Regions from separate parts of the Homo sapiens genome. Here region 1 is linked to region 2. Evidence: chromatin loops called from intact Hi-C (ENCODE). Cell type or tissue: B cell. All regions are shown on one strand. Links, peaks and the distances in the headings refer to the core of each region. The heading gives the core; the rest is flanking DNA.

Region 1 (8,316 bases), core at 1-8,000, 72 kb after region 2:
CCACCCCGAGACAGTCAAAGGGGGCGACCTCTCTTCCTCCTGTTTGGGTTCTTGTGTCTGAGGGAAATTGCAAACGCTGCAGTAATGTTTTAATTTAAGGGAAACCAGCTCTTCCTTTTAAGATGAAACGTAGTAAAATTTTAAAGACTTTTTCAAACAGTCCCTAAATTTGTTACTTAAACTAATTATGGTTGCCTTTTATAAATGTCCAAATTAAAAATAGACATCTAAACGAGAATGCAGGACACAGCCCAGAGCCCGGAGCCATGTTCACGGTTTCCTAGAATCAGCCCTCCTCTGACCTAATTTATACTTTTGAGAGATCAAAGCGAGATGAAGGGAGTTGGAGGCTGGGGCTGGGGGTGGATCTAGGAGTCTGTCGGCAGCAGATGGCGAACCTGGGTTCTGTGTTTTGTAATTAAGTATAGCTGTGAATTGGTGAAAGACATTAGATTACAGTCATTTCCAAATAGTATAAAGCTGTGGTTCTCAAAGTTTGGTTCCTAGTCCAGCGGCATCAGCATCTCCTGGTGTTATAGGGGTCGAATTGTGTCCCTCCCAAATTCATACGTTGAATTCTCAACACCCAGGACTTCCAGAGGTGACTGTATTTGGAGAAAGGACTGTTAAATGGGGGATTGAGGGAAAATGAGGACTTTTGAGTGGGGCCCTGATCCAGTCTGACTGGTGTCCTTATTAGAGGCAGAGACACCTGGAGCGCATGCCCGGTGGGGGCTGGAGGGGGGAGGGGGGAGATTAAGAGGAAGAGACACCTGGGGAGTGGAGTCGGGGGAGAGATGGCCGTGTGAGAAGGCAGCAAGCAAGGCACATCTACAGGCCAAAGAGAGAAGCCTCAGGGAACACCAGCCCCACCCGGCACCTTAGTCTTTAAATCCCAGCCTCCAGAACTGTGAAAAAATAAATCTCTGTCGTTTAAGCCACCTGGTCTGTGGTATTTATTATGGCGGCCCAAACACTTTGGGGGCTTGCTAGAAATGCAGGTTCTCAGGCCTGTCAGACCTGCTGAGTCAGAAATTCTGGGAGGAGAACCCAGCAAGCTGTGTTCTCACAAGCCCTCCAGGTAATAACGTTCATGTAGGCTCAAGTTTGAGAACCACTGGCATGAAGTATGATTAGTACTCAGGGGTAGCCAGCCCAGGAGAGAATGACGCATGGTTGGAGTAGGGACTGGTCGGCTAAATATAAACTTTCTTTTAGTAGGCTCTGCAGCCTCTGGAAGAGTCCCAACGGGTTCCTTAAATGGGATGTGGTATGTGTGAAAGTGTTCCATACATGAGGAAGCTTTCTGTTGACCTTAGGTGGAAGTGAATCGTGGCATTATTCAGTCAGCTGAAGAAAGCAACCCTCCAAATACCCCAACACAGGCAAACTGAATCCAAGAATCTCCCTCCTGCACTGAATTTTCCGAGTCCTTTGAAATCTTGTGCATGTTCCTCTCCAAACAACTGGAATGTTTCTCTTTTCTGATAACTAGAGCAAGAAGATTTAATCATATTTCCCCTTTTGTCCTTGCTGCTAGGAAGCCCACAGCCAATTGAGATTCTAAATCCCAGCCCTCATAGAATATTTTTTTTCTATTTTTATTTCATACTGCACATATGTCCTTTGTTATGGTCTCTTCAAAACCTTTTGAGAAAGCAAACAAGAAGAGGGGAGAGAAAGGGAATGTAAGAAGAAAGACATTGATCTCACAGCTCAGATAATTGTCAGATCAACAAGTCCTTTCTTTGTAAAATTGATCAAACTTGGTTGGAAAATTTGGGCATTCTCTTTTACTATGAGGGAACGGGTTTTTCTTCATTAATGAGTGAGTCTTCTTCACTCTCTTGTCTTCCTGATGTCCCCAGAGCTGTTGGTCCCATCAGTAGTTCCGGAACTGTGCTCAGGGAACGTGTTAGTTGCTGAGGGGTTATGACAGTTACAAAAGCTCTTCTGAGCCCTGGTGGAGCCAGGCTGTCATCAGAAATCTCTCCTGCCCCATTTTGACATGGTGGCAAAGAATTCCTCTCTTCCGTCTGGCCTGTCCAGGGCTGTCCTTACTCCAGGTTTCATAAACCAAGGTTCAAGAAGTCCACAGATAGAACCCCCAGGAGTCTAGAGTTCCATAGAAGAACTTTATTGATTGAGTGTTTTTATTTTGGTGATAATCTTTTGAAAAATGATTATCCATTTCTGGATCATCAGGTCTGCCCCGGATAACCTAGTTCTGCCATATGAAGTCGTGGTGCCTGTGTTCATTGATGTTCTTGGTGGTTCCGTGTAGCTCCATTTTTATTGTCTTGGGCTAATTGGAAATGAGCAGAAAAGGAAAATATATACATGATGAGCTTTTACCAAGTAAAGGTCAAATGAGATTCCAGCGTGCCGAGTTTCACAGTAACTAGGAATGAGGAAGTGGTAAGGAAACCGAGTCCTCATGCAGCACAGAAAGGGAAGCTCTACTCCAAACACCCTGACCCACAGCAGTGAGCAAGCATCTGCGTGGTTTCAGGCAGGGCTTTAGTTCCAGTAAAACATCACCCCTCATGTTAATGTTGTGCATTTGAATGTTTATGTTTGTTTTGAACTTGTAGTTGTGTACCTGGTTTTATATTTCTGCACTTTTTTTTTTTTTTTTTTTTTTTTTTTTGTTGAGACTGAGTCTCGCTCTGTCACCCAGGCCGGAGTGCAATGGTGCAATCTTGGCTCACTGCAACCTCTGCCTCCCGGGTTCAAGTGATTTTCCCCTGCCTCAGCCTCCCCAGTAGCTGGGAGTACAGGTGTCTGCCACCATGCCCGGCTAATTTTTGCATTTTTAGTAGAGACAGGGTTTCACCATGTTGGCCAGGCTGGTCTCGAACTCCTGACCTCAGGTGATCCACTCGCCTCAGCCTCCCTAAATGTTGGGATTACAGATGTGAGCCACCGTGCCTGGCTTGTGCACATTTTAGTACCATTTTATTTTTAATAATTTAAATCAACACTAGTCTGAAAATATTTTTATTTTTTGAGACAAGGTGCTTACTGTCACCTGAAATTATTTTAAAATTAAAAAATTATAAAAACCAATTAAAATGTATTTTTAAAAACATTAATAGTAGAGGCCCAGGTGAATTTCTCTCTTGGATTTGAGAAGCATTCTCTTGACCCCTACCCCAGAGTCTTCCTGAGGGGAAACTGTGTGTGCCTTGTTGTGGCAGGTGCACCATTTGCCCCTTAAACTGCTGTGGAGAAGAAGGAAATGGAGGGGAAAGAAACCTCAAATACCAGGTTTAAAAGCCCCACTGAGTTATTTTCCGCCTCTGCAACTGAATGTAAAATGATATGCTGGTGTCATTTCCATTTTTCCTGCCTTTGTGGTCCTGAATGCAGTATTAACTGGCATGCTACCTCCCTGGGGATTCAGGTGGCCAGAAAATTGTCTCCAGCTCAAAAGAGGTTGGGAGGGTGATGAGGGGGAGATCCCCTTATTTCTCTGCTCATCTTAGTAACTTATTGCCTTCAGAATTGTCCTTAGTGATTCAAATGGCAGAATTGATGGGCCCTGTTTCCTTCCTAGTCCTTTCATTTCCTTTAAACACAGGTTTGGTTTTGTTTAATGGCATTGTTCAATAGCCCAAGAGGCCCATGAATGCTTCTCTTAGGGTGATGAATACATCGGCTAAGAAGTCATGAATTGCAAAGGTCAGAGTTTTCCTATTCAAAATAATTATTAATTGAATCCAGTGACCTAGGGCTGACCTGCAACAAAATTACAGAGCTGGTGAAATTTGTCTTTGAGATTCCTATCCAGGCGTTCTTTTTCAGATTTCTTTTTTCTTCTTTGATAAAAGAATGCCTACGTATTAACTACCTGTTTTGTGCCATACCTTGTCCAAATCCTGTACTAGAGTTGATCTTATTTACTGAATGCTGAAATGTACCTTATTTGCTGTAGTCACCACCCCTGCGGGGTAGGTGGTACTATCCCCATTTTGCAAATAGAGGAACTGAGACTCAGAAGGGTAAGGCTCTTGCCCAGGATCAAGCCCAGACCTTCTTATTTCAAATCTTATCTTCACTGTACTTTACAAGTACCCTAATACACTGTCCTTATTCTTCTATATAAAATAGCCTCTTATATGATGTTATCTTCTCTTTAAACTTATAGTTTAGTACCAACTTGCTCAAAGTTATCACTTGAATGATTGACCTCCTCTTTTAGGTTCCTGAGGCCATCATAACAAATTACCACAAACTGAGTGGCTTAAAACTAAGGAAATGTATTCTCTCACAGTCCTGGAAGCCAGAAGTCTGAAATCAAGCTGTTGGCAGGGCATGCTCTCTCTGAAGGCTCCAGAGGAATGGATCCTTCCTTGCCTCTTCCCAGCTGCTGGTGGTGGCCGGCAGTCCTTGGCATTTTTTGGCCTGGAGACACATCATTGCAGTCTCCGACTCTGTCCTCACGTGGCATTCTCCCTGCGTGTCTCTGTGTCTCTGCTTTCTCTTCTTATAAGGACACCACCCATTGGGTCAGGGCCCACCCTAATCCAGTATCATCTCATCTTAACTAATTACACCTGCAAAAACCCTATTTCCATATCAAATCACATTCTGAGGTTCTGGGTGGACATGAATTTGGGAGGGACATTATTTGTCACAGTACAGCTCTATGAAAGAACTTTATGATAATCAACAAACAATTGGGAAATTTATTTACTTATTTATTTATTTATTTATTTATTTATTTATGTATTTTTGAGACAGAGTCTCACTCTGTCGCCCAGGCTGGAGTGCAGTGCCGCGATCGCGGCTCATTGCAACCTCCGCCTCCTGAGTTCTAGCAATTCTCCTGCCTCAGCCTCCCGAGTAGCTGGGATCACAGGCACCCGCCACCACGCCCAGCTAATTTTTTGTATTTTTAGTACAAATGGGGTTTCGCCATGTTGGCCAGGGTGGTCTCACACTCCTGACCTCAAGTAATTAGCCCGCTGCTGCCTCCCAAAGTGCTGGGATTACAGGCCTGAGCCACCACGCCTGGCCTAGAAATTTCTTTAACTAGAGGGGTCTTCCTGCTTACAGATCAAGTATCCCTACAGAGATTATTAAGCCATTCATTCATTCATTCACTCAACCAACACTTATGGAGCATCTCCTATGGGGCTGGCACTTTTGCAAGCACCGGGGATATCGCTATGGAAAGACAAAGTTCCTGCTCTGTGGTACCTCTATTTGATAAGGCAGACACTTCATGCCAGAATGGTGTGACAAGCATAGATCTGAGTCACACACTCTGGCTCAAGTCACAGTTCTGCTTCTCTTAGAAGGAGGCACCTTGGGCAGTCACTTTGCCTGTCTCAGCCTGTTTCCTCGTTGACAGAAGGCAATGCCGAGACCACCACAGCTTTACAAATGTTGGGAGAATCTCCTCAAGGTAGTGAACAAGGAGTGCTCCACAAATCGTTTTCCACGTTCTCATTCATGTGTTGGTGCGTCTGACGGATCCTCAGCTGTAAAATGGAGATCCTAATAATCTCCGTTATTACTGATTGCATTAAAGAAGTTAGTCAGTGTGAAGCATGAAGAGCATTACCTGGCTCACAACGAGCACTCACCCAGTCAGTGTTAGGTGTCATCATCATCCTGATATATACTGTGCAGGAGGGAAAATTAGAAAATTCTGCAGCTTGCTTTTGATATTTCTTGGCATATGCCTAGTGTCACTTATACTTGGAGAACTAAAAAATAGCATCACTGGAGATTTGGATTGATGGGGACCCATGACCACTGGGCATTGAGCCTTTGTGGCAAAATCTCAGCAAGACAAAACAATACCCAGGCACTAAGGAAGAATATTCTGGAAGATTCTCTGTGGGACCCAGAAAAGAATACATGGCCACCAGTTGGCTACCCTGGAAGAAACTGGGCTCTACCCAACATTAAAGGTGGCCAAGACCCCGGCAGTCAGCTAATCTAACTGCCTCTTTCTACAGGCAAGGCAGGGGCAGCCTAGAGAGGGAGGAAAGGAAGAAATAATACTGATTGCGTATCTACTGTGTTCAGGCCACGGAGTACACACCTTATAGTCCTCACACCAGCCTAACAAGGCATCGGAGTGAGGATCTCCTTTGCATAGGCAAGGAAACAAAGGCCAAGAAAGGCCCAGGCCCCATATTTGGGTCATAATAACATGCAAACTGGATCCGTGGTTCAGTAGCCCAGGCCTCTTTGCACATATAGATTATTGCTCTGCCCTTTATAGTGGGGATAAATTTGTTGAGTGGTGGCATTTGGTCTGTGAATAACCAGAGGTCGGTAATTTGCCAGTTATTTCCAAGCTGGGAAACTCCAGGCCAAGCTGGTTTTACCAAGTGGAACCCGAAAATATATATATGGTGCCCTTGCTTCTCTGGAATCTGGCTGAGGGTCTCAGCATCGTATCCCGGCTAGGACCCTCAGCTCTCCTGTTTTTCAGCTCTCCTGTTGCAGTTATTTATTGCTGGGCAACAAATCACCCCAAAACTTAGTGGCTTAACACAGCACTGATATGTCACCTGCCACAGCTCTGTGGGTAGGTAATCGGGCAGGTCTGCTGGTCTCACCTGGGATCATTCACATCACTGTGGTCCGTGGATGGCTGGCAGTTGGTGCTGGTCTGCAGTGCCCCAGTCTTCATCCTCCAGGAGGCTGGACAGGTCTTTCCATAGCATGACTGTCTCAGGGCAGCGTTCCAACAGCGTGAAGGCTAGGAACTGCAGGGCTTCCTAATAGGCTTCAGAACGTGTTCATCGTTGCTTCTACCTCATTCTACTCATCAGAGCAAGTCACAGCCAGCCCCCATTCAAAGAACTGGAGAAATAGAGTCTCTGCTTCTTGATGGGAGGAGTGTCAGTGTCAGACTGCAAAGGGGAATGCACATCGGGGGATACTAGCAACTCTTTCCAGATTTCCACCAGTTATTTGTGAGGCTAAAGCAGTGAGAGAATCACCATACTCTTCACACATAGACCTTGCAAAGTGTTGGTACTCTGTCTTGGTTTGCTTCCTCCCTTGGGTATAAAAATTTTTAGTGGCGATGGCATGTTATAGTTCAGCGTGTTGCTGGGAAGATTAAACATAATGTATTTAAATCACCTGTGAAGGTGCCTCCTACAGAGTAGCTCCTTAGTCATACTGTCTGCTGTTGTCATGGTGACCATCACCATCCTTTGTCCTGGGGACCATGAGAGGAGATGGACATGGAGCTTAATGCAGGGTGCAATGGCTTCTCCCTGGTGGCTACCATGATGCCCCTCAGTTCCCCAGCAAACTCATCAGTGGCCCTACTTTAGGCCCATCCCAATGGCCCTGTGCACCTTTTAGTAAAAATTGTGCAGATTGAGGTTCAAAGTTGGAGGAGCAGGGGCAGATACTTGGGTTGCACTCAAGTCCTAGGCTCTACTGACTTGGCTGTCCAGGTGACTGGAGGATTTCACGGATACAGCTGCATTCTCAGGACTCAAAGCCACCCACAGTCTGGCCTGGAGGAGGCGGTGACTCTGGGGCTCCGAGTCCCTGTGAAGTGAGTGGCCACAGGAGTTGAGAAAACCAAGAATGAACTAGACAGGAGGGTTGTGCTATGAAGCACACTCAGTGTTGTGGGTGTTCAGTGGAGGGAATGGTTATTCCACTTGTGTGGCAGGGGAGTGTGTGGGGCCATGAAGAATTGTCAAGTTTGGGGCCAGGCACAGTGGCTCACCCCTGCAGTCTCAGCACTTTGGGAGACTGAGGCTGGCCAATCACCTGAGGTCAGGAGTTTGAGACCAGCCTGACCAACGTAGTGAAACCCCGTCTCTACTAAAAATACAAAAATCAGCAGGGCATGGTGATGCGTGCCTGTAATCCCAGCTACTCGGGGGGCTGAGGCAGGAGAATTGCTTGAACTCTGGAGGCGGAGGTTGCAGTGAGCTGAGATCGCGCCACTGCATTCCAGCCTGGGCAACAGAGTAAGACTCTGGAAAAAAAAAGAAAAGAAAAGAATTGTCAAGTTTATACCAGCAGAGATTGAGAGGGGAGAATCCCAGATGGGCCCAGCCTAAGGAACGCTTGCGGCAAAGAGGAAAGAGTGAATCATTGGTTTCTCGGGACCCCCCCCTCCGGTTATGAAAGGGTGAGGAGTAGGAATCAGGCTGGAAAAGTAGGTTGGCATTGGGCTATGGAGAACCCCAAAAGGCCAGTGTATGAATGGGGGCTTGGTTCCTGGGGCAAGGAGGCAACCAAGACACCACCTCATCTGTAGCTCCAGAGCAACTATTCCATAGCCCTGTGCCCCCAGTTTCTCTGTAACTTTAATCACAA
Region 2 (8,332 bases), core at 141-8,140:
CATAACTTTCCAATATTCATTTTTCTTATTTTCTCTTAGCTATGTAATGTGAGTAGGGTGTATTACTATCTCCTGTTCACAGGATCCAATTAACTGAGGCCATAAGAAATAAATGAATGAATGAATGAACCGAACTAACAACCGCTGTTATGAGCCGAGTGCTTACTCAGTGCCAAGTGCTTTGTTTGGACTTTATTCAATCCAGGGGTTGAAGAACCACTCACTCTGGAGTCAGATTCCTGGTCCTAAACCACGTACTTAAGCAAATTACTTCCCTGTGCCTCAGTTTCCTCTCCTGTGGAATGGGATTAATAACATTGCCATTCTTACAGGGTTGTTTTGAGGCTTAGATGATACATACATGCAAAAAGTCCACAGCATGCTGTCAGGCTGTAAGCACTCAGTTCCATTAATTGCTGTTGATTCCTTCAAGGACTCTGACAGAGGTACACCCCTGTTTTGTGGATGAGGAATTTGTGCTCGGAGAAGGTGGGGGCTTACTCAGGGTCACGTGTGCTGTGGTCAGGAGGTGTAGGCTAAAATCCAGGTCTGACTCCAGAGCCAAGGTTCACAAGCTACATCCCCGCATGCCTCGACTGGTCAACTCCTATAATTCTGTCTGCATAGGAAAGACCTGTTCAATGATCATCTTTTTATATTGTTTTGATTTTTGAGTCATGTATCTCATTTGAGCAAGAGATCAGCCTGCAGTTAGGGCACCGTATTGGTTTCCAATTGCTGCTGTAACAAAATGCTACAAAGTAGAGGCTGAAACAATATAAATGTGTTATTTTACTGTTCTGGAGGTCAGGAGTCTGAAATGGGTCTCCTGGGGCAAGAATCAAGGTGTCCGCAGAAATGAGTTCCTTCCAGAGGTTCCAGTGGAGAATCTGTCCCTTGCCTTTTTTAGCTATTAGATGCCTTCTGAATTTTTTGGCTCATGGCCGCATCTCCTCAACTCTGCTTCCATTGTCACATCTTTTCTGACTCCGAGTCACTGCCTCCTTTTCTTTTGAGACAGAGTCTCGCTCTGTCACCAGGCTGGAGTGCAGTGGCGCAATCTCGGCTCACTGCAACCTCCGCCTCCCGGGTTCAAGGGATTATTCTGCCCCAGCCTCCCAAGTAGCCGGGACTGCAGACATGTGCCACCACGCCTGGCTAATTTTTGTATTTTTAGTAGAGATGGGGTTTCCCCATGTTGGCCAGGATGGTCTCGATCTCCTGACCTTGTGATCGGCCTCCCAAAGTGTTGGGATTACAGGCATGAGCCACTGCACCCGGCCTCCCTGCCTCCTTTCCTAAGGAAGCTGCAGCTCACTTGGGAAATCCAGGATAACCTTCCCACCTCAAGACCCTTCACTCTACCGCAGCTGCAAATTCTCCTTTTGCCATGGAAGGTCACATTCACAGGTTCCAGGGATTAGGATGCGGCCTTTTGGGCGTGTCATTCTGCCTAGCACAGATGGCCATTCTCATCGTGCCAGGGTGCTGGCACATTCTTGTTTCTATAGGGGCTGTGTGGTGTGGGCCCCATCCCAGCCCCTGCCCTTACTAGCCTGTGAGCCTAGGCTAAGCAGACATTTCATTTCTTCGCCCTTCTCCAACCTTCTCCCGACCCTGCCCCATTTCCTCCTTTCCTCATCTGAAGAATAGAGTTTTCAGTACCAGTTTTGCGTGACTGTTGAGAGCACAAAATGAAGTAATGTGTGGAAAGTGCCTGGTCCTAATTGGCTCTCAAAAATGGGAGCCATTATTCTCGCAATGATTACTTTTCAATTATTTTTAATGTTCCTGTAATAACAAACAGAGCCCAGTGTCTTGGCCTGGTCAGAGGGAACAAAAGTCTTAGCATGCAGGTCGAGGGGTCCCCATGGCCTCCAAAAAGCAGAAAAACAACAAAACCTGGTTCTAACTAGCTAGAACTGGACTCAGTTAGGAACAAAAGGGTTATTCAGCTGACCAGAGGATGGGCGAGGAACAGAAGGGGAAGGTGAGTGGAGATTAGCTTGTCAAACAGTATTTTCTTGTGAATGCTGCAGATCAAGGCAGTCTTTTGTGACAGCATTTATATTAAAAGAGGCCCAAGATATTTATAGCCCCTATTGGAGCCTAGAGCCTAAATAGCAACTCTGTTTGATCAGCCTTTCACAGGTCATGTGATGTTTCTCCTTCAGGGTGTCCATTTGAAAGTGGGAGAAACCACTAGGAATTTGGGGGGAATAGAGCAGAGAGAGAGAGGTAGGGAAATTTGGTCCATTTGCAGATTCACGGAAGTTCAAATGTGGCGCATAGCTGCGCACAGCTTCCCCTCCTCCTTGGGTACCATGTTGCCAAGACGGGCGGTTAGAGATTCAATGGCAGAGGGCTAGATGATTCTGTTTCCAAGGGGCCCTGCTTGCCTTCCAGCCCCACCTCATATCACCCTGTCCCTCAGTTGCTGTTCCAGCCTCTTGGCCCACATTCCTCAAACATGTCAAACAGGTTCCACCAAAGGACTTGCATATTTGCTGTTCCCACTCCTGGAACATACTTCCCTGAGATCTTTCTGTGGTTGGTGCCTTCTCATCAAGTCTCAGATGAAATATCACCTCCTTTGAGAGGCCTTCTCCAACCTTCCAGGCACTGCTTCTTGCATTGCCTTGTTTTATTGTCTTCATAGCACTTGTCACCATCAGAAGTGATCTTGCTCATTAATTTGTCTGGTGTCTCTCTCATCACCTCTAGAATTTAACCTTACATTTAACTTTTATTGCTGGATATCTCTATTGGCCTATCTTAGGGCCCAATGGAGAAAGAAAAATGTTCTAATAACATATTGTAAAGGTTTGCCTAGAAAGGTATATCCTTCCCCAACATTTCCATTCACTGAAAGAAAACACCTTATTTGTCTGGTGTCTCTCTCACCACCTCTGGAATGGAACTTCTAGGGGAACAGGGACATTGGCTCTTATTGACTGCCATAACCCCAGAGTGAGACATTGCCTAACAAATGAAGGGCATTTATGAAAATACTTGCTAACATGCTGCGCTTATTATGGGCCACATCCTGTTCTAAATGTTTTGCATGATTTAATTCATTTAGTCTTCTCAACTAATCCATTTTACAGATGAGGAAATGGAGGCATAGTTTAATAAATGAAAAACATCAAATGAATTAGACTATTCAGGTATACTGGAGGTATTACTGAATTGATTCAGCAATTGTATCAGTTATCCGTTGCTACAGTAATTCTGCATAACAAAACACCCTATTTCTTCATGCTTGTTAAGGCTGCCAAGGAATGAAAGGACAAGGTTTTTATTTTTCTTCACGGTGGGGGAGATAAAAACCACATTTTATATTTTCAGAGAGTGACAATGAGCATTAATTGAGCATCTACTGTGCGTCAGGCTCTCGGTTACGTTTGGAATTAAATACTCAAAACAGTCCTCAGGAGTGTGGCATTGACCCCATTTCATTCAGTTTGTGAAACAGACTGAGAGGTAAAGTCACGTACTCTAGCTCACACAGTCTTAGGGTTATTTTAATTTCTCCCGCTCTAGCTCACACAGTCTCGCCGCTATTTTTATCTCTCCTGAGATTCTCCAGACAAAACCAGCTCGTAAGAGGGCACCCATGATGTCGTTGGTACTCAGTAGACATTAGCTGAATGAAGGAGGAGGAAAGGCCACCAACCGACCTGTGAGGGTGGATGTTCCTATCTTCGTAGTACTCAGATGAGGAAACTGGAATTTAGAGAGATTCAGTCCAAGGTCACCTGGCTAGTAAATGATCAAGTCAAGATTCCAACCCAGAAAGTTCCATTTCCAGAAGCCAGTGCTATCTGAGGGAAGTAGAATTTAGCAGTGAGGACTTCAGGACCCCAAATGCCTTCTCCACAGTTTACAGCCCCCACCGGCCAGGAGAGAGGCGAAGGGAGACCGAGGGCATATACGTTTGTCTGTAAACCCGTTGGGAGGGTACCCACCGAGGCCTGGAACCAATTCAGGCCCCGGAGCCTCCGCGTCCTGCTCCATATCCCCCTGAGCCGCAGTCTCCCTTGAGCAGAACTCTGGAGTCAGATCTTCTTCTTTGACCTCCGCCCCGTGTGTGGTTTGAGAAGGAAGAGTTGGGAATGGAGAGAGCCCTCATGCGAAGTCATTTGCTGATGAGACCCCAGCAGCTGGTGAGGGGGGCCAGGCCTGTGTGGATTTTGAGTGGGATTTGTGGCCTGAACATACTGGGGCCGCCGAGCCCCAGCTGCAGGGACAGCCAGCACTATCACCTGCCCTGCAGAGAGCAGGCATCTTTCTTTCCCTTTTGGAAACTGCCATGTGTAATTCATGGTAGAGCACAGAGAAAGACGCAATGGAGCCCCGCCCCATGGAAAATCCTAATTAGCTCCCCACAGGGCTGCCAGAATCATGGCAGGCTCCTCACAGCATCTCTGACTCTTGTCAAAGGGTGGCGGCCCTGACTGTCCAGAGGAAGAGGCCTCCCCACAACAAAACCCCTCTGGTTTGTTTTTGTTGTTGGTTTGTTTTTTTACTGCCCCAGGAATCAGGGTTATCTGCTGGACCACCTTATAATTTGCAAAGCCCCACCAACTGGTCTGCTTTCTTTAGAGTGACTTGAACCTCTGAGCATTCATCGACTCACCAAGCATCAACTGGACTCCTGCTGTGTGCAGGGGTTTTGGGCTAGGCCCCAGGGATACAGCAGTGCATAAGGCTGTGTAATCCTTGTTCTCAAGGGGCATACTTTCTGGTTGAGAGGACGCAGGTGATAGCAAATAGATATATAAGAAGATACAAGGTAGTAATAGCATGAGTGAGCCAGTGGGTGTTGCTCTTAAGCCACGCTCTTGCCTCTCAACACTGGAGTGACATGCAAATGCCATGGGGACATCTCAGGGACATACTGAGGCAGAGAGAAGAGCAAGTGCAAGGGCACCACAGCAGATGCAAGCCTGGTGGCTGGAAGAAGCAAACACAAAGGCTGTGCAAGGAAACCCTGATGAATGTGGGGATGGGGACGGACATGTGGCCAGGCAGGCACACAGGGGCCAATCTGCGGGGCCTGGTCAGACCACAGAAGTAAGGATGTTCTGCTAGGAAGCACCATTGCTTTTGCCTACTGGGCAGAAGTGCAGAAGTGTGGAGCCTCCCACTGGTGTCCTGTCATTCGAGGGTTTATTTCTGCTTATTGGGTCAGTGATTCAGCTCCTGCACCTGCTCCATGTGGGAAGGAAATGCTGTGCACTCAGTAAAGTCAGTTCCTCTCAATCCCTCCTCCTCTGGTATGTGCCCACCCAAACCACGTTTGAAATCATCAGGTCACCCTGACTTTTAACTTATACCACACTCCCCCGGGTTCTCACGTGCAAGCAAAGCTTGACTAGCTGGGCCCACATCTTTGAGTGCCCCGCCCCCCTGTTCCTGCTGTGAGTGAAGGGTTCAGGTGAAGAAGGCATAGATGTTAGGGGCAGACAGATCTTAGGTTTGAATCTCAGTCTTGCCACTTAATGGCTGTGTGGTCTTGGACAAGTCTCTTAAAGTCTCTGGACCTCAATAACACTGGGGATAATAATATCTACTTCAAAGGGTTGTTGTGAGGATGAATTGAGATAATAAATGAAGACATCTAGTGCAAGGCAAGTGCTTGATCAGTTTAAAGGTTCTCTCTTCTTGCAGTCTCTTACCAGCCTGTTGTGGAGTACCTGGAAGGAAAGGTACAACACTTCTCTAGTAACACATCACTGGGTGGCAGTGAGTACAGCTGGGCTGTCTAATGACTTTGTAATGAGTAACTTCATGCATTACCATCTAAATGATAGGATACATAGAAATAGATCATCAATAAAAAGGAATGCAGTACTGATACATGCTACATGGATGAACCTCAAAAACATTATGCTAAGTGAAAGAAATTACTCACAAAAGACCGCATATGATATGATTCTATTAATGTGAAAGTTCCAGAATGGATAAATCTATAGAGACAGAAACTAGATTAGTGGTTGCATAGGGCTTAGAAAGGGCATAGACAGAATCTTTTGGGGGTGATAAATATATTCTAAAATTAGGTTACAGCGATGATTGCACAACTCTGTAAATACATGAAAAACCACTAAATCGTGCATTTTAAATGGATGAATTTTATGGTACATAAATTATATCTCAAGCTGCTTTTTAAAAAAGAGATATAGTTTCATTACTTTCAGAAATAATACAAAGTTTAAAATGACATGCTAAGCCTGGGCAACATGGCAAAACCCCTTCTCTACAGAAAAAAATAAAATTAGCCAGGTGTGGTAGCATGCACCCGTAGTCCCAGTTGCTACTTGGGAGACAATTGAAGTCTGTTTTTCAGTCTGATAGGTCTAGAAACACTCATATACCTCTTTTTTCTTTTTGTCTGTTTTGCTTTTTTTTTTTTTTTTTTTTTTTGAGATGGAGTCTCGCTCTGTCGCCCAGGCTGGAGTGCAGTGGTGCGATCTCGGCTCCCTGCGAGCTCTGCCTCCCAGGTTCACGCCATTCTCCTGCCTCAGCCTCCCGAGTAGATGGGACTACAGGCACCCGCCACCACACCCGGCTAATTTTTTTTTGTATCTTTAGTAGAGACGGGGTTTCACCGTTTTAGCCAAGATGGTCTCGATCTCCTGACCTCGTGTTCCACCTGCCTCGGCCTCCCAAAGTGCTGGGATTACAGGCGTGAGCCACCGCGCCTGGCCTGTTTTGGTTTTTTAAAAAAGACACTGGCATAATATTTTGACAAATGCCGAAATAATATAATGTGGGATTGGGCTCTACTGGAAGTATATATGTTGTACAGCACTGGGAACAGCAAATTCCATCAGGGAGGGACAAAGTGAGGGAACAAGAGTATCAGGAAAGTTTTCTAAAGGAGGTTGCATCTGAGCATGCCGTTGAGGAATAAAAGTGTTCATCTGTCTGGCCAACCGCCACAAACTGAGTAGAGGCAGCAGCACACAAAAGAAAAGATCAGTAATATTCTATAAGCTTTGACCTGCCTGAAGAAACAGCAGCAGCATTTGTTATGGTTGTATTTTAGTTGTGTCCTTGGTGACAAGCAAACCCTCCCTGGCCATCGGACACAAGTGGATCATTGATATCAGTTGACTCCTGGTTACCCCAGTTTTGGTAACACCTGTAATGTCTTGGCCTGGATCTTGGTAGTGAAAGATTTCATCTCTCTGGTGTTTATGGTCTTGTTTTTCACCAAACTGACATTGGGAGAATCTGAGACAGACTAGAGATAGCAATGGTATCCTCCATATGGCATTAGGATTTCACCTGTATGATGTGTTTCTCCTGTGAAGCCACCTCATTGGGAAATAAATTCTGCCCCATGGCAACCGATGTTCAATCCCAGTGACAGCAGCATAGCCCGGCAGAAAGCACTGAGAATCAGGTTCCAGATTTCAACACTGCTCCTGGCCTTAATGAGCCAGCTACCGTAACCGTAGCCACCGATCACCAAGTACCAACCCTGTGTCCAGCCCCACCTGACTCTCTGTCCTTCTTCTCCAGACTTGTCTAATAGGGGTAAACTGTACTTATCTTCACGGGAGTGTTATGCATTCAAAGACAAAAGTGAAGCCACTTTAAAAGATGTACAAACCTCAAAAGGGAAACTAACCTTTGCAGGAAGGAAGAAAGTGTTGAAATGGCAAAAGGGGGCGGGGTCTTGAGCAGGAGGTGGAATGGAGTATGATTGGGCAGGGGGAGAATGTCACCAATGAGCAGGGTTTGACACTTTCAGGCCCAGTATCCACCTGCTCAGTGCGAGACAACCCAGCAGTCAGACAAAACTAAGGCAGAGGCTTCAGCAAAGCTGGACACATGCTAGCTCCCCACCCCAAAACAGAGAGAGAGGGAAAGAGAAATCATTTATATTTATAAAAATCATCAATGTAGTCATCATAGGACCAGTAAGAAATGAGGCCGGGCTTATACTTACTTTATGGTTTCACCTTATTTTCACTTCGAATCACATTTTGGAGGTGGCCCTATGGTTTTGTTAGGGTTTCAGACCTCTAAAGGTCTAAATCCAGCTGTGGCTACACTGAACAATTTTCCTGTAGTGGTTGGGAGCAACTTTGTGGGGTTGAAATATGGTATTCAGAAATATGGATAGATTTTCCCAGGAAATAGTAAGATATGAGATTCCCCTTTCAGCCACCCCAGAACTGATCACTCTCATGGGGCAGATCTTTGATTTGCCGACACCAGATTACCCACCTGCAAAGGAAAATTTTTAAAAATCATGCTTTGAACATTTTTCTTTGACATTTGAATTGTATCAATTGTTACATCCCTTGGGCGCATT

What was found. A loop is a pair of places that touch in the nucleus more often than their neighbours do. Peaks named below come from ENCODE experiments on the same cell type or tissue, not always from the same donor. Only the 100,000 strongest peaks of a DNase experiment are listed, where the experiment ranks them.
Region 1: it touches region 2 in a loop (2.9-fold over the local background); 7 of 110 quality-filtered maps call a loop at or near these places.

The regions. Positions count from the first base shown.
Region 1 is chr12:104,747,807-104,756,122 of GRCh38, forward strand. The region is part of intron 2 of CHST11 (carbohydrate sulfotransferase 11); the gene reads left to right. Among named protein-coding and RNA genes, the nearest start is that of MIR3922, 160 kb to the left of the region's middle. RefSeq lists enhancers at 3,256-3,833, 3,823-3,872. In B cell, for the core only: no CTCF peak of the experiment used is centred there; DNase peaks (open chromatin) are centred at 2,445 and 3,995.
Region 2 is chr12:104,675,420-104,683,751 of GRCh38, forward strand. All of the region lies in intron 2 of CHST11 (carbohydrate sulfotransferase 11), which reads left to right. Among named protein-coding and RNA genes, the nearest start is that of MIR3922, 88 kb to the left of the region's middle. In B cell, for the core only: a CTCF peak has its summit at 4,853; DNase peaks (open chromatin) are centred at 4,842 and 7,682; H3K4me3 peaks cover 845 bases; H3K27ac peaks cover 1,830 bases.